Regions from separate parts of the Homo sapiens genome. Here region 2 is linked to region 1. Evidence: chromatin loops called from intact Hi-C (ENCODE). Cell type or tissue: heart right ventricle. All regions are shown on one strand.

Evidence for each region. Hi-C counts contacts between places; a loop is a spot of excess contacts. Peaks named below come from ENCODE experiments on the same cell type or tissue, not always from the same donor. Only the 100,000 strongest peaks of a DNase experiment are listed, where the experiment ranks them.
Region 2: it touches region 1 in a loop (7-fold over the local background); 2 of 110 quality-filtered maps call a loop at or near these places.

What each region holds. Positions count from the first base shown.
Region 1 is chr6:93,774,645-93,782,644 of GRCh38, reverse strand. TSG1 (tumor suppressor TSG1) reads right to left here. Exons shown (of 10, transcript NR_015362.2): 9 at 7,306-7,417; 10 at 6,025-6,477. Among named protein-coding and RNA genes, the nearest start is that of TSG1, 72 kb to the right of the region's middle. In heart right ventricle, a CTCF peak has its summit at 3,457; DNase peaks (open chromatin) are centred at 2,924 and 3,384; H3K4me3 peaks cover 936 bases; H3K27ac peaks cover 1,195 bases.
Region 2 is chr6:94,250,553-94,258,552 of GRCh38, reverse strand. No RefSeq gene overlaps it. Among named protein-coding and RNA genes, the nearest start is that of TSG1, 550 kb to the right of the region's middle. In heart right ventricle, a CTCF peak has its summit at 3,661; no DNase peak of the experiment used is centred here.

The sequences.
Region 1 (8,000 bases):
ATATAACATTTAAACTACTCTTTTGATCCTTTTAATTGAAAATGTGATGAAATAATTATTTAAAAGAATTTTTAAAGACTCCACTTTCCACTATTTTTAATGACTATTTTTTATCTTACCTTTCAGATTTTACCCATGTGCATATTTTAAAATACTGAATTCAAATGACAAAACCCTTCATGATTTTATTTAATATTTTAATTTGATACTTATTACTACCTCATATTGTAATTTATCTTTTACTACATATTAAGCCTTTACATTCCAGTTTTAAACTCTTGCTGCTGAAGAGAATGAAATTGATATGGATGAAATGTGACTAGATAGAATGAAATAAATAGATGTGTTAAGTCTCTTTTTTCTCTCTCCTTCAATCTGAAGCATATCTAGATGTGTGGATAGCAGTTACGCTATAAATAACCTAGTCATCTAAGGGATAACAGGGGTCAAAACTTAAAGAATAAAAAATCATATATTTTCAGCAACAAAATGATCTAGGATTAAGTCAGAAACATCATGCATATTTTTCCTGGGTAGTTTGGCTGTCTTGTTTGCTAAGAAAGAATGAGTCAGTTTTCATATATTACAGGAAAATAATATTTGCCTTCTAAATAGCTGACACTGGGTTTTGCATTTCCTAGAGCAACGAGGAAGAGTTGCCTGCAAAAGAAGGGAGATGAATTAAATGGTTCTGAATGTAGGCCAGAATCTTAGAGAAGATATTGCAGCCTGTAAGGTAATAGCAATGTAAAGATACTCAGTTAGTAAAAATTATTCCAGAAGGCTTCTGTTTAATGACTTCCTGGGACCACATATCTTCACATAATGTCAAACAGTCAAAAAGGTGTTTTTACATCTTTGAGGGAGAAACCAACTAAATGTCTCCCCAAATTCCCACACCACCACTTGTCTAGTTTGGAATCATAATCTTCCTGGATTTCTCAACTACTAGACCTAACTCTAATCTGAAAAAGTCTTTTAGAGATGGTGTTGCTCCCACCCCCAAAGACTCTTTGAAAGCTATATTGCTCCTTTGGAGCTGTCCCATGGCTGAAACTCAATCTGAAAGTTAAACAGTCCCTATAGTATGTCAATGGCAAAGAACATTTATATGGCAGCCCTGTATTCCTATGACAACTTATGGAGGTCCATCCTTAGGTCTCTAAGAACATTATCTACAGGAGAAGGTGCTGTCCACGGTTAACACTACACAGCCAATTCCCCACTTGTGTGGCTGTGGGTAATTCCTGACAAGTGCCCAATTGCCATCTTGAAATGGGGGACATTTGGAGCAGTACATGCTCCTATAGTAAATGATTAATGTGCATTTTTCTGATCCTGACAGATTCCAAAAGAAGAGTAGATTGCTAGCCATAAAACTAAGCAGCATCAATGTGACATTACTGGAAGAATCCGAAAGTCTTTGCAGAAATGCTGTGCTTACTCCAATGTTTCTCAAAAACCAGCAATTTTAAAGAGACTAGGGTCAATATAAATGAAATAAATGGAGGCTAAGATAAAATATGTCAGAAAATTTGCTGAAAGGTTATTTTAAGGTGGCCTGTTAAAAACAATAATGGGCCATTAGGCTGTCTTGTTAAAGGCATTAAAGTCACAGGCACGATGTATGAGTCACATGGGCAAGATTTTCCATTTTATATATAAAAAATTCAATATTAAATTTCTGGTAAAAGTACAATATTAGTGTTTCTGTGTATATTATTACAAATCTTATTTAAATTGTAGGCAGAAAAATAAGCAAAGTAATTAATGCCTGTAGAGATGTCCTATCTAAATGTTATATAATTAATGTCCCAATATAGATTTTAATGTATTTTATTTATAATTAAGTATGCATTTAAAAATATTTTTGGCTGATCACTTTACACTCAGGTATACTGACTCTCTTTGTCAAAGACATCAGTAATTAATTCATTTTTAAAGCAAAATTTTGAGCACCTTCAATGAATAGGATAACTTACTAGCTAATTGAGGATATAAATGATGTATACAAAACGGTCATCTCATCATCTAATCTGGAATTAGAGACAGGTGTTTTATGTGTGGGGTGTGTCCCCATGAGCAAAGCTTCATTTATTTTGTTCACTGCTGAAACTCCAAGAAACCTCAACAAAATCTAGCACAAAGAAGACATTTGTTAGTAAAAAGAATCCTTGCTTAAATCTTGCTATTTTGAAAATTAATTCTCGTAGGTTCTTTCTGATTGTTATCCATTATTTTGGAGCCTAGATCTTAAATCATTAATTTAGTTGTTTTATTTAATTTTGCAGTAACAACACTGAGGAAATCTTGTTTCTGTTAATTTTTATGGGCTACTGATTATAAAGAAAAAATAATTTTAAGAAACATGAATCTGTCTGTGGTGAATTCCCTTGGCTAAGAAAACTGGCCTTTGCTTTTTGAATTTATTTATTTATGTATTTATTTGTAGTCTTAGACTATTGGTGTCATAGCATCAACGGTTAAAAATAAACAAAACATAGATATAGATAACTATCATTTAGATACAATCATTTATGACCCTCAGCTCAAACTCCCTCTTCTTTGTTATGAAAACTCAGGATCTGTAAACGGCCTTAGCTATTTTAATTAAATATCTTCTATCAAAGGTACCATATGGGAATTGTTGGGTTTGTCTGTTTGTTTGTTTGTTTGTTTTGCTTACAATATTTATAATGCCACAAACTGCCCGTTTAAATACTTTCTAAATGTCTGCATTGTCATATTTTTAATCATTAAAATTAATTGAATAAAAAAATCTTTATTTTCTATCCAGCAGTGCTCAGGAGTTTTGAAAGGAGCTGACTCATGAGCCATGTTCTGGGACACTGCTGATTCTCAGTGGGCAAGCTGTACTGTGTGTATTTTGGAGCTCCATAACACAGACTCATGCCTTGAATGGGGGGATGCCGGGAGGGCTGGGATGCTTGGAGAGAAAAAGAAAAGAAACAGAATATGGCAAGACACTCTACATGCTAAAGCTTACAGATGCTTTGATTACAGGAAACTTACGTAAATGATAACAGTGCGCAGAACTAGACGTGGAAGAAGGGAAAAAATATGGGATCCCGACATAGGCCTTTGTACTCATAAAATCACGGGTGAGACTGCTGAAAACAACTGTTGGGAGTTTTATGATTTAATCCCATTGACTGGATCACTGAACAGGGCATTTTTCACTTCCAGTTTTCGTGCTTTAGCTGACCTACGAAATCTCATGGTTTTGTTTGGTGACACGTGCTTTTAGGAAAACTTGTTATTTCTGCTGTTCTGCACTGCCCTGTCTCCACTGAACTGCCTGATCTCCTGTGGAATTTACAGTTTCAGCGCAGCCAGCAAATGCAGGGAAAGAATGTGTGCTTCATAGCTGGAGTGCTCCTGATAACAGTCCATTCTGGTATCGGTGGCTGGAAGAGAGAGGGACTGCCACCCAGTGTTTTTACAGTGCCTGTTTCAGGCAGCTTCTAAATTGACAGCGAAGGGTGGAGTGGGTAGGGGGAGAAACAAGAAAAAAAAATTCCCTGTCTTTGGGGTGGGGGAGATAATTCTAAAATCTCTGAGAAACTTAAATATGGTAATTCCCTATTCCAAACATACACAAGTCACAAGCAACCTTATTCTTTGGTTTCTAGGCACATTTTTGAGTTTAGCACAATAGGGAGAAGAAAATTGGAGGTTAGCGAATCCAGTAGGGCAAGAGGTGAAGAGGACTAAATTTCAGTCAAGACAACAAGGAAAGTACAAAGAATACAGTTTCTCTTTCATGTGCTTTGATCGTCTTTCCTGTTTTACCCTTAATGAATACTTTCTCAAAACTAAAAATAAAACACTGCATTCTATTAAATTGTGCTCTTCCTCTAAGGGAATTCTAAATGTGTAAGTGTATGTTTCTCTTCCATGAATATGACTATATATTTTCACATTTTATATATATATATATATAATTTCATACATATATACTTGCATATGTATATTTTTCTTCTTCTGGGAGCCAGAGAGTGGTCAAGAGAAAAAGGGAAAAAGAGTCCATGCTAGAAACTCAACAAGTAAATGTTAGTTTCTTTAAACTGCTAATGACCGCTGGGCGAGGTGGCTCACACCTGTAATCCCAACACTCTTGGAGTCCGAGGCAGGTGGATCACCTGAGGTCGGGAGTTAGAGACCAGCCTGATCAACATGGAGAAACCCCGTCTCTACTAAAAATACAAAAACTTGGCCAGGCTTGGTGGCACATGCCTGTAATCCCAGCTACTTGGGAGGCTGAGGTAGAATTGCTGGAACTCGGGAGGCGGAGGTTGTGGTGAGCCGAGATCGTACCACTGCACTCCAGCACGGGCAATAGGGCGAAATTCCATCTCCAAAAAAATATTCGAATGACCAAACATAGTGAGGAGTATCAGAAGATTTACAGTGGTGGCATAAAATTGTACACATACCACGAGAAGCAGAGGAAGGTAAGGCAGATCGATATTTGTATCTTCACTTTGTGCTATAGAGTATGCTTTCTCCCTAGCCCCACATGGTAGCCCTTGGAAAGTAGTAGATTGAAGAGGAGACAAACATTTCATGTGAACAGTTAAGGTGTGCCACGTGTGTATGCTCAGGGTGAAACTTCATATTTCATTCTAGGTAATGTGCCCACAAAGTCTCATATTATTCTAATTGGAGAATAGCCAAAGAAGAAATATAATCCCAAATATTTTGATTTGACTTTACTACCCTGCTTTTCCTTACACAGAGGACACACATGTGTGTCCTCATACTGCATGAATACAGAGCTGTTTTAACATTTCTTGATGCTAGCTATAGCTTTCTTACTCGTAGACAGGACCTTCACCATAGTGGAAGTATGCTAATATAAACATGGTCAGTGACTGTAGTCATTACAAATAAGTTCTTTTCAACTAATTGACTAAAATAATCATATTAATAAATACATGATACTCGTACGCACAAGTCACCTTTTCTCCCACACTGATGGCTTTGATTACTTTGACAGACTAAGATGCACTAATGATACAAATTAGAAGCAAAAAGAATTAAAAAGGTGTTTAACTCTGATGCCAGGCTGTCAATTTCCTATAGTGCTACCAACTTACAGATAGATGATTAAAATTGTTTCATTTAGGAATTTTGAATATTTTAAAAATTGAATGGGTTTCTGGGGGAGGAAAAAAGAAAGAAAAATCCTTGCTTAGCTAATTAGACATCCTATTTGATTTAACAATAGAGCAGGATTATTCTTTGAGTGTTGAGATCTTCCTTCATTACTACAAGAGCCTACATTTTGCTATCTTTGCTCATTGTGCTTGTCTCATTCCTTATGTTTAATATTATTGCTACTTTTTATTTAGTTACGAGTTTATAAAGAACAATGATTTTAATTTGTTTGTAAAGCAACTATTTCCAAAACATGATGCTAGATACCATGGGTAAGGCCCAAATACATGAAATATGATTTATCTCTCTGAGGGTAAAGAATCTAGCAAAAAAAAAAAAAATGAAACATGCACACAAATGACCATGTATATTGTAGAATCTTGAGAATGACAAAATAGCACACACAAGGTACTTTGGCTGCATGGAGGAATTTAGTCAGACAGCGGAATTTCAAGCCTTAATTTAGTTACTCTATATCCACCTTGAGAAAGTTACTTAATTCATTTGGGTGTCCATTATATTATCTGTAGGTTGGGGTAAATAATAGTTCTCTCTCAGATATAAATGAATATTAATTGAGTTCCTAAATGTGAACTATTTAGAACACAGACTGGTGCACACTAAGTGCTTTTATGATACCCAATAGTTCACCCCAAAGATCAAGTATATATTTCTGTGGATTTATAAAGTTCCTTCTCTACTGCATCCACTATACTATAGCTTATTCATCATTATCTTCCCACTAATTCAATAAGGTGAATATTTATTAAATAAATGAACTTATAAAGGGATGGATGAATGTTTGATCATCAGTTGGTTATTTAGTTGTTTAGAAGCTCTAGCAAGATCTGCATCGCTATCTCTATGGGATGGTCACCTTTGTCTAAAGATGCAGTATGAGAAAGCATGCAATAGGGAAAGCCGCCCTCTATCCAAACCGTCAAATAAGCAGAATCAGTTCTGGGGGAAGGTGGCGTGACACATCATCTTATATTCTAATTTGTTGTAATAAATGTTAAAAAATAAAAACTCTGAAAAAAGCAATAAATAATTATCATCTTCAATTCTAAAAACAGAGTTTGCTTAAATAAGTGAGTGTTCTTCGGTGGCTATGGCTGGTGGAGGATGAGGATGGAGTAATGAAAAGAGTCCCACACAGTAGGTCAGAGTCTTGACATGCAGACGCACTCTTGTTGTTGGTTCTGTGATCCTAGCAAGTCAGCTCCTGTACTTCCTTGTCAATTAGGAATATTTTTAATATTCACTTGGTTTCTTGCGAGAAAAACATTGAACCACCTGAGTGTACAAAGAAGTCACGAAAGTACTGGCTTTCATATATTCCCAGTCTAGTGAAAGAATATGCACTTGAAGAAGCAATGTTTGTTAGAACAAAAATACTCCCAAGGACCAGATTTGACATATAAAGACCTACTTGAGTTGAAATTTGGGGTCTGTCACTTACTAGATAAATGACTTTGAATAAATGACTTAATGCTCTGAAATTTAAATTTTCTCCCTTGTTAAATAAAATTACTTGCCCTAACTATGTCAGAGGTAGATATTTAAAAAGCATTCCCAAGTACTCTGTAAGTGTATGAACATTAATTAACCGTATTATAAGTTTTTAAGTGTGGAAGATGCTGTCACTATAGGAATATATAACGGTTAAAAACTTTTAGAAAAAATTTTTAGAAAAATAAGACTCATTCACATGAAACAACTAATACTATCAGATTCTATATAAGTGGTCACAAATGTAAGGTACAAGTATTAACATTTTGGTGGTTGAAAAGTGTTTAAGAACAATTTCTAAGATAGAGATGAATGTAAGCTCAGTCTTACAAAGGAATACAATTTTATTAAATCTTCAAAATCAAAATGTATTTCAGAGAATTCCTAAGTTCTAAATTTCCAGAAACTGAAAAATTAAGTAATTTGTTTCAGTTCCCTGGGTTTGCTATATCAGATTCAAGAATATTCTGTTTGAATACCAAAGGCATCCTGTAAATTCTTTGGCAAACCTCTCATTAGATTGAATTTTACATGACTTTTGATGAGGGAAGTCCCTGGAAAGTAACTGATTTAGGACAAATCAGCCCAAATAGTCTTCTTGGCCATACTTACCAATTAATACATATTATTGATGTTATTAAGGACCATCTTACAGTTGAAAAATAGATCAAACAACAGCCTCCTCAGGATATAATTGGAACACTTTGATCTCATGGAGATGATGCTAATAAGAATGATAATGAAGTGGAAAAGACAGTTAGTAACAATAAGAATTATAGTATTTAATATTCAGTGAGTTCTTATGCTGGGCATATTGCATGATAACTGACATATATTACCTTTTTTAATCTTCACAGTATTCACAATAAGAGAGTGAGATGTGCACTATACATTTCCATAATTTTATAAAAGAAAACAGAGGTACAGAAAACCACACTTTAGTTAGGTAGTTAATAAAATGTGGTGCCAGACTCCAAATTTGGAATTTTCTTCCAAGAATTGTAGCGGACATTGTTGTTATATATATTTTTTTTATGATAAATTTTATCTCTCCCCTTTTGTGTAGCAACCAGTTCCAGAATTGGCCTAAGGTAATCAATAATGTCATTTTCTAGCCCAAAAGATATAATCCTTTATTCAACAATTTTTAAATATTAATTAAGCATTTACTATAAGTCAGACACTATTTTAGATACTACAGAGAGGTTAGTGAATTGAGCAGTAAAGATTCCCTGCTTTTTCTGCCTTTAGGGATTTCACAAAAATGAAGAGATTGACCTATAAATAATAAACATATTAAAGATCAC
Region 2 (8,000 bases), 480 kb before region 1:
TCAATACCTAAATTTGCATATTAACTGGAAAAATATATAATGACAACATAGTGTTTTCATAATTGAGGAAGTTAAAAGAAAATTTATGCTCATAACACTTTCATTTATATATATTTAAAAAAATGACTTAGACATTCAACTAAAAATGATGGAGATGGCCAAAATAAATGTAAGGAAAGATAAAAAATTAATAAAAATGAAAACAGAAGTAAATTAACAAAAAATATGTAATACATACAAATAATAGAATATTAAATATATAACAAAATTAATAAAGAAAAAGATAAGTAATTATAAAAGCATACAATTAAAAATAAAAATGACTAAGTAATCAGAATAAAAGCATATTGAAATTTGTTAAATAACGTTCAAATAAATTTGAAAATCCCAAGTAGGGATCATTCTAGAAATGTAAGCATGATACAAAATTATAAATTATCTATATATCTAGATTGATTTATCCACCTGTAAGAAATTATGGTAACATTTCCATACAGCTGGAAATCTTGTATTAATAAATAACAGAAAAATAAAAATGACAAAGTCAACAGAATAAAGGGACGTTGGAATTTGTTAAATAATGCTCAAATAAATTTGAAAATCTTGGTTGAAAAAAACAATATTCTGAGAAAATATATATGTCTATAATTTTCTATAGGAGAGCCAGAAAAAAATTGGCCTGTGATCATGGAAAGAATAGAACATTATGTGAGGGTTCTTTTCTTCCTGTGAGCATAAATGGCAAGCAGTTTGGCGAATAAATTTTACTAAATTGTCAAAACAGATAACCACATAATGAGGGTTAGAAATTCTAAAGCCTGAAGAAGGAGGAAATATCTTACATTCATTATTCTGAGTCTCCAAAATTTAAGGCCAAAAAATTTTAAGAATGGAGGTGAAACAAGACCAATTTTGCTTTTGAATGACAATATAAAATGCTAAATACAAGTATTGCAGATGTAATATAGCTGCATAGCATTAATTCATTTAGAGCAAATAGGGATCATTCTAGAAATGTAAGTATGATATAATATTAGAAACTATCGGATTTATTTATCCATCTGTAAAAACTATAATAACACTTTCACAAAGCTGAAAAATCTTGTAATAAACTATTCATTCCAGATTTTTAAATTAATAACTCAAACAATAGGTGTGTACCTTTCTTTGAAAAAATGACTATATTTCAAATCCAACATGATCATCATGCATAGCAAATTAATGCCAGAAAAATTCTTATTTAAGTTAAAGCAATAGTAAATGTTTCAAGTCACGAAAATGATACTAGAGAAAAATGTAGAAATTTAGTAAGACGAAGTCAAAATTGTTCTCAAGAAATATATATCATGTTTGAAAATCCAGAATAATGACTGAAAAACTGTTAGAAATAAAAAAGAAGACAATAACTTGTCTTTTTGTGAAATTAAGATATAAAAATCAATACTTTGGTTACATGAAAACGAAAATCTATTTCAACATATAATAAACAACTTTTAAAATATAACACTGAAGTTATAACACCTAGAGAAAATGTAAAGTATAAAAACATTTGTATAATAAATGGAATAAATAGAAATGTCTATAAAGAGTAGAATATATATTATAGTCAGTTCATAAAATAAAATAAAGTAATTAAGAGTAGTAAAATAATCCTTCTATACATAGTAATTTTAAAAATGAATTATTACTTCTAGCAAATTCTTAGATCAATTGCATAGAAAATATGGAGCAAAGAAGCCAAACACTATGATTTATCTTATCTAAAATTTTTAAATTTGCAAAATCTTTCTGTGGTGGTAGAAGTCAAAATAGTGATTACTTTTGGTGACACAAGTGAATGAAAGATGAGAAAGTGTGGCTTGTGGGGTGCTGGAAATGTTCTATATGATCGTCTGAGTTGCAGAGATACAGATGGTTTAACTCATAAAAATACTTCTCGCTCTAGCTAAGATTTTTATTGTTTTTGTTCTTTCATTCCGTTATTTATTTCAATGTTTTCCCCAAAACAGATTAAGAGTGCTTTCCAAACTTTTTAAGAAGATGAACATCCCAATAGAAGGAAATACATGACTCGATAATTTGCAAATAAAGATAAGCAAATGATTTCTTCTGAAGAAAAATTAATATAATAGTATAGAATTAATATTATAATAAGACAACATTTGTCGATTTTTGAAGACACAAAAGAATACCATATCAAGGTTTTATGAGACTGTGGTGGAATGACTTTCTGATAGATTTCTGTTGACTTTGTAAAAGAGTACAGCAATTGTAAAGTGCAATTTGGCTATTTATTTAAATCAGACAAATAAAGAAAACTTAAAATGACCATATTCTTAACCCAAATTCTGCTTTTTATCAACATGTAAGAAAAAAATTCAATGATAAACCATAACAATAAATTATGATATAACAATATGGGTGCGTGCTTATCAAACATTAAAAACATGTTGAAAATAACATTTTATAGCACCGGAAAAATCAAGAAAAATACATATTAATTGACCCAATAATTTATAAGATGGAATAGATAAGATAAAACTTATTTTGGGGAGAATAATGTTTATGCATATATGCAAATACCATATTGAAAATAACTTCACCATAATTATAGCTATCTCTGAGTAATTTAGCTATCTCTGAGTAATTTTCCATATTAAGTATTAATTATTAGTGTATCACACCAAAAATAATTTTAACTAAAACACATATTTGTACAACTAGGGCTAAGTGCAAAAACACACATGGTTCTGAATTCCTGAGTGCCTGACTACCTAGTGATTTTTGTGCATGTAAGGGATGATGAGGATGTATTAGAGCATTCACCGATCTTCCTTTTCATGTGATGGTTGTCTATTTCCAGAGCATAATTGGAGGCTTTAGCACATGAAATATGGGTTAATTTTCAGTCCCCACTCACCCCATACATGCAGTGTTCTTCTGCTGAGTAAAAGCTGCATAGCCATTTTCAGTAGGCTGATTATTTCTTAATGCCATGCAGGTCTGCTCCATGGTTTTCTCCTTATGTTCTGAAAAGCTGCCACTGACACAAACCCAGAACTGCTATCAGTTAGAACTTATAACCTGGAAGTTACTTCTAAATATAGATTAAACATGTTTCACCTCTCTGTGAAGGATATGTCAGAGTAAAACCTATGAGACAAGCTTGGGTACCTTCCTGTTGTTGGTGATAGTTTCTTACTCTCAGTCAAAGGAACATTCAGATTTTTTAGGAAGTCAGGCCTGTTTAACAGATGACATTTATTGACTTTTCTAGTCCTTAAAATTACATATGATTACTATGGCACACACTCTGACTTCTATATGTATTCTTTGTCAAATTAAGAAGTAAGGAATAAAAATTAACATTTATTAATCACCAGGCTTCTGTCAAATACAGTGCTGGACACTTCTTATTATGTAAAAATCTTTCATTCTCATGATAATGCTTGAGAGGAGGGAAAGTTGTTTTTTTTTTTTTTTTTTTTTTTTTTTACTACAGACCAAAAAACAAAGCTCAGAAAGATTAGAGACCTTCAAAATTATGAAAACTAGTTAACAGCAGAACTGCTATTTGAGAACTTATGCCTAATTCCAAAGATCATGATCTTCTAATATGCTATAATGGATAAATCCATATGTGCTGGAAACCTAGAACTTCCATTGGGAGGCAGTACAGCATAATAGTCAGGACCTTGTGCTCCAAAGAGCCTGACTGCCTTGGTCCGAATGCTAATTTCAAAATTTACCAGCTATATGGCTTGGGGAGATAAACTTATTTAATATCTCTAAGCACTACTCTCTGGGTATAAAAATAGTTTATACCTTGCCAGGACATTAAGTGGAGTAAATTAATGAAGCTAATTACTAAAATTAACTAATGAGAAGAATTTAGTAGTGCGTGGCACATAGTGCTTACAAGTATTGGCTATAGCTTTGATTTTGTTTTGATCTTATTTTTAAATATTCATTTTCAGATACATAACATACTGATTTATTTAATAAATCATTTTATGATTTCATCTACAGACAGGAGATTCAATGAACACATTTACTGAAGTAATTTTCTATCAGTAACTAAATTATTTCAGCAGTAGGTATAAAGTCCTACTGAAATTGTTTCCTCAAAAAAATGATACAGTTCCTTGCTGTATTTATTCATGCTTTTTAGAGAGATAAAGTAGTGTGCAGGCTTATTAAATCTTTATAAATTTGGTCAATTCCTAATTTTACTGCTGCAAATTTAAAGGATGCCAGATGGTGAGAACATTCATTTAACAGATTCTCTACTTCAGAATTATATAAAAAAGATAAATATATATTGCTAACAGAGATACTTCTGATCAGAAGAGTAAAAGAAAGTGTTTGGACACAAATAAACTCAGTTAACACCCTCCAAAGAGTATTGAAAATTTAAAAAAGTAATATTTAGTATAAAGTTACACATTAGTAGAAAACCTGTATTAATGAGTGACTTCGAGATTTCGCACTGAAACTCACCACTGCTTTTAAGAGTATAATCTTTCATTGCATCATGAATCAAATTTGATATTTTAATTTCTAAAATATTTTGTTTAATGTTACACAATTTCTTACCTGCATTAAGTAAAGAGAATTGGACGAACATCATGTGTTGCTTTGTGAAACAGATTTATCAATATTTAAAAGTTTTTAATAATTTCAAAATTATTTCACCTCCCAAATCCATATGGCTGCTATAAGAAAAGACTGACATTGTTTCTCATCTGTAGAATTTCTTTTTATCTTCTTCTTGGTTATAGTGTTTATCCATGTTTACTATTACTGAGGCACTTTTTCAAAAACCATTTGAAACTTTTCAAACATTTGAATGAATTCATTTGAGTGGAGAAGAAAAATAACAACAGAAAATGAGAATGAGTATAACTTCTAATAGAATTTTAAAATTATTAGAATAAAGTGTAAGGGCTGGCTCATTTTTCTTTTTTTTTTTTTTGCCCTTGCCTTTGCCTCGAATGCACTTCATGAAATATCACTTAGTGTATCTGCACTATCTGTAAAAAATAAGTAAAGATTTCTTATAATTACCTTTCTGAAGAATTTGAATGAGAATTTATGGCATTATGCCTATTACATGGTTCAAAGTCTTTGAGAAACACATTATTAGAAACAAATATAAGAATTATTTATTTGCATATATAACAAATATTTATTCAGAACCTACCATGAAACAAGACATTTCACAGCTCTGGGACAGCAATGAAAAATATTTTATCTGTTCTTGTGTGCTGGCTGAGGTGAGGGGATGTTCAATAAATAACAAATAAATAAATCAGCAAAGTAATCTCAGAGAGTGTTTAGTTTTATGAAGAAACTAACATTGAATGAGATTGAAGGAGGGAAATACTCAGATTGAGACCTTAGATCTGAGAAACTAAACGAACATGCTACTTGGAGATCCAGATTAAACTATTCAGGACCTAAAGGAGAGTCTCTGCAGTAGAAAAAGCTCTGGGGAAGAAAAGGTAGACTATATTTGTAGCGTCAGAGTGACAAAAAGAAGATAATGTGGCCAAAACCTAGATACCCAGACAAAGTAGTTGGAGATCAGATCTTGCTTAGGTCTGGAAAGTTTCTTTTTAAAAAGATCATTCTAGCCTCTTATTTGAGAATGGATTGTATTGAAGAAAAAGAGAATTTCATTATTGTGATCACATAGGTAAGAAAGGATCTTGACTTATATCATGGAGGCCGAAATGCAGACGAAGAAAAGTAGACAAGTAATAAGAGATAATGTAGGTATTATCCAAGGTGAACTGAATATCAAAATCTGAGGGATATAGAGGAAACAAACACGACTCCTATCTTTTGTTTCTGGACAACAGACTGGGTGATACTGTCAGCTACTGAGGCAGGGAGGAACGGCTGAGGGGAATTAGGGTTCTCTCACTGTATATCAATGGTGTTCCTTTATCATCACATTCCTCATTTCACTTTTATTTTCTAGCCTATGTAGAGCGATGCTGATTTGACTACATTAATATATGTTCCTAGTTCCCAAATACTGAGAATTACCTGGATAAAGGAAGTTCTATTAAAAAAAAAAAAAACTTCTGTTAGGAAACTATAGGGGTGTTCCTCACACATGTGTTTCAGTTGGTACACAAACACTTGGATAAATAAAGAGAACAAACACAAAGACAATAACAATAAAACTAAAACAAGTTAAAGAAAAACCCCTTTCCTGTTCTTCCTTAAATAATCTAAGCCATAGTCCTTGTTCTAATTATCTATTGTTACATTACTAATAATCTCAAAATTAAGCATCTTAATGAAAACAATCATTAATTTTGCTCACAAATCTTCAATTTGTGCAGGGTTTGATAGGAATGGCTTTTTTATCTTTATGTAGCATCAGCTGATTGATGAAGTATGAAAGCTTCACTTTCAAGATGGCTCACTCACATAGTTGGCAGGTTGGTGTTGATTGTCATCTGGGAGCTCTGTTAGTGTGTCAGCTGGGTGCCTCAGTTCCTCTTTATGAGCTTTTGTGTGCTTCCTCACAAATTGGCAGTTTATTTCAATATGCAAGTGTTCTAAGAGGCCTGAAAGAAAGTACCAAGGCTTAGGACTTAGCCTAAGAAGTCCCAAAACATTCTTGGAATTTTCTATTACCCAAATAAGTTACTGAATCCAGCCCAGATTCAAGGAGAAGGGAATTAGACTTCACCTCTTGGGAGAAGTAGCAAATAATGTGTGGTCATCTTTAATCTACTACAGCCCATCTTAATATGTGTACAATGGTACTAATAAATGAATACATCAAAAAATATATTTTACTGATCTCCATTCTTGCACTAATTGCTATTAAGGACATTTCCAATGAACTTTGTATGGATACTAATGAATATGCCTGTCATCTGATGATAATTATAGCAAGGAAATCCATATATGTAAATAAACCATAAGCTCAATTGCAGGTGATTATGACAAACCAAGTTTTTAAGTAGAATTTCCATTACAATAATTCAATGCTAGAAAACAATTTGAAGTGCCAAATAATGTTCAGTTTAGTTCTTGTCCTCAGATAACATTTTTTCTAATTGCAGTTCTTGCTTTAGAGAACAGCAATTAGAAAATTACACATGCAAAGAAAAGAGGCCCAGAAAAGGCCTTGAGTTTCTGGCTCACCATTGTTAATGTAGTCATACAATCTGTCCTTACTTATTAGGTAGTTTAAGTAGAGAACAGCTGAAAAGGAAGGCCCATTTAAAATGAAATTACAGGAAGGCAGAAAAGACTTTGATAAATATATTTGAAAGAGTAGTATTTTTTCACCTGTTCACGTGGTGAACATCTGTGGTTTTTTGGCAATTTGTGTTTCCATTCCTGAAAGAACCTCTTAGTTCAAAGACTCGTCGTCCCTTGTATCTATTTCTTTGAAGTGTTCTCTTGGATCTCTTAAACTATGGGTAGCCAAATGATTTTGGCATCTGGGATATAGATTCATTACAAATCAAGTCTCAGTATTCAATATTTTATCTTCTGGTCTGTCGCTATCTGCTTATGCTTTTAACCAAGTTTTTTGACACACTGCTTAGGCTTGCAATTGAGTGAGAGCACCATATTCACGGGCAAAGCAGCAGTGTAACGTAAGAGTCTTCATACAAAAATTTTCAAGTGAAAAAGTGGAATAAAGATGGTGAAATTTTTAAGTGATGGTGATAATATATAATAGACAACAGAGAAGGCATTCATGCTGGCAGAGTGAGATTCTCTAATATGCTTCATGAAAGTGATTATGCCACCTAATTTTGAAGTTGATCAATAGTGAAATGTAGCTGGCTCTTGAAATTTAGTTCTAGGAATAAGGTTAAACTTCCTCTTGGTTCAAGTTATGACTAGAACAAAGTATTTTAACGTTTGCCATTAAAGAACTTCAAATAGTTCCATATAAGGATTAGAGAGACTTATGATTGAGAGTCTTTATAATGATTCTAGGTTTAAAAAACTGAGGCATT